Regions from separate parts of the Mus musculus genome. Here region 2 is linked to region 1. Evidence: chromatin loops called from intact Hi-C (ENCODE). Cell type or tissue: gastrocnemius. All regions are shown on one strand. Links, peaks and the distances in the headings refer to the core of each region. The heading gives the core; the rest is flanking DNA. Region 1 holds the start of LOC115487722 (a long non-coding RNA gene). Region 2 overlaps Meikin (meiotic kinetochore factor).

Region 1 (2,919 bases), core at 420-2,919:
CTTTAAACATATTTCCTTTTCTATATGAATAGAGCTATTGTGCTTTTAACCTAGTTTTCATCTATGCACGAACTTCAGCTTCTAATCTACCACCTTGCCCAGAATGTTCTGGAATTTCTTTTTAAACATTGAACAATTGGTTCCATGAGTCAGTATGGTGGTCTCAGCTCACCACTGACACTGGGTCTTGTTACTATGTGGACTCGTTACTGGGGAAGCACGGCTGGACGGGGCAGCAGGTAGCAGGACCCTAGAGGGAGGCGAGGCTGAGGATGAGCTATGACTCTGCATGGGGCATGAAATAAAGCACAGATGCTGTTTCAGCTAGGATGGAATAGGACCAGGCACAAAAGTTCATGAGTGAAGGCAAGTGGGTGAAGTGGATACCCAGGAGAATTGGGGAATCTAGTCTAGAATCCAAGTTAACTGAACATATTAGACCCATCTTCCCCCACAGCACCTAAGTGAACCCTAAGACTAGGGGCATTTTCTTCCTCTAGTGGTCATTTCACGAACTGCAGAAACAAACCTCTGACTTCTCAGCCCTGTGAGCATCCCAAGCATTCAGGTGAGTGAGGCTGGGGAAGAAGAGGAGTGGGGGCAGGGAGAGGAGAGGTTTATTTCTTTGGGAATTTAAAAGTCTATTTGGGAGAGGTACATAGAAGAATGCATTTCTGAGCTAGTGGCAGATAAACTGCCCACTTCCTCCTACATCTTCAACAACTGGGCTGTTCCTCACTGGGAGCCTAAAGAGATAAAGATAGAAAAGAAAAATAAAGGGAAATGAGCCCCAGGATCTGATGTCAGTACCCAAAGCTGCCTTATGGGGCTCTTGAGGAATCAGGGAGGATACTATTCCCTAGTGTGGTGACAGAAAAAGAAGGCTCATTTGGCCCCTTGTCCCAGCTGGCTCCAAGGCTAGAGGATTCACCAGGCACCACCGGGCAGGGTTCAGGGAGCCGGGCTGGGAGGCACACAGTACCAGAGTCTGATGGTAGACTGAATTCCCACATTGGTGGTATCCCAGACCCCACCATTCAGGCTGTTTTCTGCAACCAAGACACCATATGGTTGTCCTTCTTGTGGTCCCCTCCCTATCCTTCCCTTTTAGAGGAAAGCCCTGTCATGGGTCATCTTGGACAATCCAGAACCAGACAGTAGGAACCCTACAGTGGGACTGAGCTGAAGGTGGCTGAAAGTTTAGGTAGAAAGAAAGGGAGGGGGAAGGTCTGGAAAGCCACAGCACTTTTGTTTGCTGGAGCTCCCACAGCGTTGATAACCGTGAGGAAACACAAGCAAAAGGTGAGGGCGCGTCCCATATGACAGCCTTAGGATACAGGCAAGCCCATAGGTAAGTCCTCTAACGATTTAAGGTTAAGGCTCAAAGACGCCTTTTTAAAGCTCAATCCGGCTCAATAAGTCATGAATCCCAAGGTCAGTCTGGAGTCAGGCACGAGGTAGGGAGAATAAATCAACCAAGAGAAGCCAGAAGCCTAGGCAGACATGGAAACTTCTGGAAAAAGTGAGATTTCTTTGTCTGAGTAACCTGCACCCTCAGAGAGTCCTGCCAGTTAGTTGGGAGCTCAGATGATGGTGGTAGTGGATAGATTTCCACTACAGGAAGTGTTAGGGACACTGCTGCAGTTCTAAGTATGACCACTAGGGGAGGCATTCTAATGGATTTCAGCATGTTCTCAGGCGCCAAGCCTGAATGAAGTCCTAGAGGGGGGCACTAGTTAGAAGCTGCATTTACTTGGTCTAACTTTGCCAAACTGGACTTCTGTAGTCCCATAAAACAGAGATCACACATTCTGGTTTGGAGTGAAGAGTAGATTAAATAGTAAAGGTTAAATGTCCAGACCAAGATCTGATACATGTTGCATGCTGTGTAGCCGCATGTGATGTCCGGACAAGTATCCTCTAGGACTGTTACAGAGATCAATCCAAACTCCTCAAGAAACTGGACGAAACCAAACCCATTTGTTCAAAGTTATTTATTTCCACAAGGGACAAATGAACATGGCCCCAGTCTTCCTTGGAATTTTCTTTGGAGAAACTCCTCCTCAGCTAAAACAGATATACTCACATCACAGAAGGCAATAAATAAATAAATACATAAATACATAAATAAATAGCCTTAATGGAATAAAATAGGAACATAATTAGGTAAAGCCAAAGGAGAGTTGTAAATTTCAGAAAGTAGATAAATTGATAAGACATTTGATGGCATAAAGGAATGTAAAATCCTTTTGACCATGGGCCATGAGGAACATTCAGACTTTAGGTGCTCTGCCTGCTGTTTTAACATTCCACGGTTCCACGGTTAGGAGAGACGGAGCCAGATGCGGGCTGAGGTGGTCTAGAGGTTAGCACTGTCTCCAGATCGTTAAGGTGGACCATGTAGAATCTCAGTTTCTTCCGAAAGTCATCCAGATCTCGAATGAAGACCCCTGGCAGCTGTGAGGAACCAGAAAAGAAGGCATTAGATGTGAACATGTTGCTGCGGGCCACAGCAAACTATAAGTCTGGTCATGGGCAAGGGCACAGCCTGCTAAACACGTGGGGGAAGGGCAGCTTACCGCAGAGTCATTCGCAGATGTAGGCAGGCAACAGTTAAGTTTCTGTGGAGAGACACCAAGGCATAGTCAGATCCCTCCTAAAGTGGAGAAGGCCCTACTTTCCTCTCCAAAAATGCTGGGAAAGGTAAAGGCACGGAGCCCCACCCCCCACCCCCAACCCTCTGCAGCTCCACACACCTGAAGATTGGACTTGATAACGTATCTGTCCTCAGGATCCACTTCTCCTTGGCTTTCCACGAATTTGGACAGGTTTACTCTCCGAAAGCTCTTATTCTAAGAGGGCAAGAAATCTTTATGTAAGGCCCAGGGATGTGAGAGCTGGGAGGTGAGAACTGGAAAT
Region 2 (2,920 bases), core at 143-2,642, 150 kb after region 1:
TTTGTTTGGTAGTTCAGTTATCATACACAATTCTACTCAGAGTTGTTTGATCTAACTCAGTTCAGAAAATTCTTCAGTTTCCTATCAGATGGTTTAAAATTTAATTCACAGAATAAGGATTGTATTATTATTGTATGTGTTCTAGTGTACTAACTTTGAATTACTATTTTAAAAATATTTTATTTCTGATAATTTCCTATTATGTACGTATTTATAGAAAAAAGGTTGTATTCTTCCTGATAAACAAAGCAAAGCCCTGCTAACAAGTACCCCATCTTCAGACATAGCTGAGTTTGTGGTAAGTATAACCTTTGGCCCTTATGGGATCTATTTCCTGACATCTCTTCTTCCCATTCATCTTTTTATGTTGTATCATGGGCATTTGCCCATAAAGAATAATGCCTGTGCTTTTCTGCTATATAAACATACTTTCATTGGAAATACTCTATATGTGGTTTATTTGGGAGCTTTGTTTAATTACATGTATGTGTCTCTGTGTGAGTGTGTGCACCCGAGTGTGAGTGCCCACAGAAGCCACAGAGGGTATCAGATTCTCTGCAGGTAGAGTTACAAGTGGTTGTGAACTTCATGATGAGGTTGCTGAGAACTAAACTCAGGTCCTTTGCAGGAGCAGTACACATTCTTAGTGGCTGAGCCATCTCTCTAGCCCCAAACTTGCCAGGTCACAAATTTTTCTTCCCCTCCCCGACTCCCTTTTTTGCCCCTCCTGCCCAGACTGACCTCAAACTTTCTGTGTAAACCAGGCTGCCCTTGAATGCATGGAGATCAGTCCAACTCTGTCTTTGGAAGGTTGGGATCAAAGCCATATATTGCCATGACCAGCCTTTCTATATATGCAACATAAAAATTGGAATTTTAACCATGTTTATCTGTGCACTGAACATTTCTGTGCAACCATCATCTCTGTCTGGCTCTAAAATTCTTTTTATCTTGTAAAACTGAAATTTCATACTATTAAATAGTAGCTCCCTGTAGTTACTGGCATCCCCCAGGCCCTGACAGTTACCTCTCTACTTTCTATGTGTGAAGTGAACTACATTAAGTGCCCCATATAGTTAAAACCACACACTTCTTACTCCTTTGTTTGGTTTCTGAGGCAGGGTCTGACCCTCCTGCCTCCACCTCTCGAGTAGCTGGGATTATGAGTGTATTCCACCAAACCCAGCAGTAGTCCTCCTTTTATGACTAATGTAATTCACAAATATTATGTCTTCAAGTTTATGTATGTGATAGCATGTGTCAGAAATTACTTCCAGGGACTGAAGACACAGTTCAGTAGCTAAGATCACTAGCTATTCTTTCACAGGATTGGGGTTTGATTCCCAACATAACCCTCTGTAACTCCAGTTTCCAGGGAATCCAACACCCTCTTCTGGCCTAAACAGGTACTGCATACACATGCTATGCAGACATATTAACACCCATACACATAAAATAAACTAGTTTTAAAAAACAGATAATGTGAGGTGGCTCAGTGGGTAAGGGCACTTCCAATAACCTGAGTTCTATCCACAGGACTCACACTGTGAAAGGTAAAATCCAACTCCTGAAATATGTTCTCTGATTTTCACATCAGTACAGTTGTGCACACCAACACACACACTCTACACACACACACACCACAACAGACCACACCATATATGCACACACCATACTACACACACATACACCATACCACACAACACACCATACACACACATACCACACCACACACACCATACACCACACATACCACATCACATACACACACACACACACACACACACACACACTGCACATCACACACACACATGAAATTACTTACAGTTTACAGATAAAGGCATCTGTTATAAAATCACATTTTATTTATGTATCTGTCAGTCAGTGGACATTTGGGTTATTTGTCCTTTGGTTGTTATGAACACTGGAGGTAAAATTATGCATGTGTACAAGTATAAGTTCCCTATTTTCAGCCCCTCGGAGAATACACCCAGGGGTAGAATTTCTAGGTCATGTGGTAGGAGCTCTTTTAAGTTTTCTAGAAAGTCTTTTCCATAGGGCTTGCATCACTTTATAGCCTTACTAGCAATGTGCCAGTTTCCAGTCCCTGTACATCATTGCCAGTATTTGTGATTTTTGTGTTTTGTTTGGTTTTAGTGAGAAAATAATTTATATACTGATTTATCCACAGTTAAATATGATTTGAAGAATTATTTCTAAATGTAATCAATTATGTTTATTCAAATGAAATTATTTGTGCATCAAATATACAAGAAAATGCTTCAATGAGATAGTACTTTCAATGTTAATTGCCTAAAGCTAGTTGTTTTTGAAACTTTAAAAGGAGTTGTATTATTGTATAGATTGATTTGTCTCCAGTGCAAAATGTGTCTTTTGAAGAACTATTTCCAAATGTCAGCAATTATGTTAACTCAAGTGAAGTTGTTCCTGTGTCAAGTTTGCAAGAAAGTTCATCAAATGAGGTAACATTTTCATTTTTTTTCAATTGCTGAAAAAAATAGTTATTACACTGTGCCCTGAGACTAACATCTTTCCTGTGTGTTGAGAAGAACCTGATGCTAGATCTGTGACCTGCACTCCCCCCTCCACTTGCATAAACTGCCTTCTTACTCTGCACATAGAATCATTTGAAGCACAACACTTGAAATTTGTCCTGGTTTAAATTGTCTAATTTTCCATTTGTAACCTATATCTATGGTGTCATACAAAAAGTGATGGCCAAACTGAATGCCAGGAAGCTGCTGCCTATGTTCTCTTTAAAGAGCTGCATATAAGATCTCATAGTTAGGCGTAAAAATCTACTTTGACTTACTTGTTTTGTGAGCATCTAACTTCACTTTTACATGGAGGTCTCAGTTTTAACACTGCCATTAAAATAATTAATTATCTGGGAATTTTA

What was found. A loop is a pair of places that touch in the nucleus more often than their neighbours do. Peaks named below come from ENCODE experiments on the same cell type or tissue, not always from the same donor. Only the 100,000 strongest peaks of a DNase experiment are listed, where the experiment ranks them.
Region 2: a loop joins it to region 1, with 2.4 times the contacts of the local background. A loop is called at or near these places in 1 of 42 quality-filtered maps.

Annotation. Positions count from the first base shown.
Region 1 is chr11:54,263,103-54,266,021 of GRCm38, forward strand. It overlaps Il3 (interleukin 3), which reads right to left. Exons shown (of 5, transcript NM_010556.4): 3 at 2,757-2,852; 4 at 2,580-2,621; 5 at 1,983-2,457. The coding sequence ends at 2,302. It overlaps LOC115487722 (a long non-coding RNA gene), which reads left to right and starts at 512. Exons shown (of 3, transcript XR_003949552.1): 1 at 512-568. In gastrocnemius, for the core only: a CTCF peak has its summit at 1,651; a DNase peak (open chromatin) is centred at 1,665.
Region 2 is chr11:54,409,433-54,412,352 of GRCm38, forward strand. Meikin (meiotic kinetochore factor) reads left to right here. Exons shown (of 14, transcript NM_029105.2): 11 at 218-298; 12 at 2,364-2,483. Among named protein-coding and RNA genes, the nearest start is that of Fnip1, 27 kb to the right of the region's middle. In gastrocnemius, for the core only: a CTCF peak has its summit at 1,388 (motif pointing left); no DNase peak of the experiment used is centred there.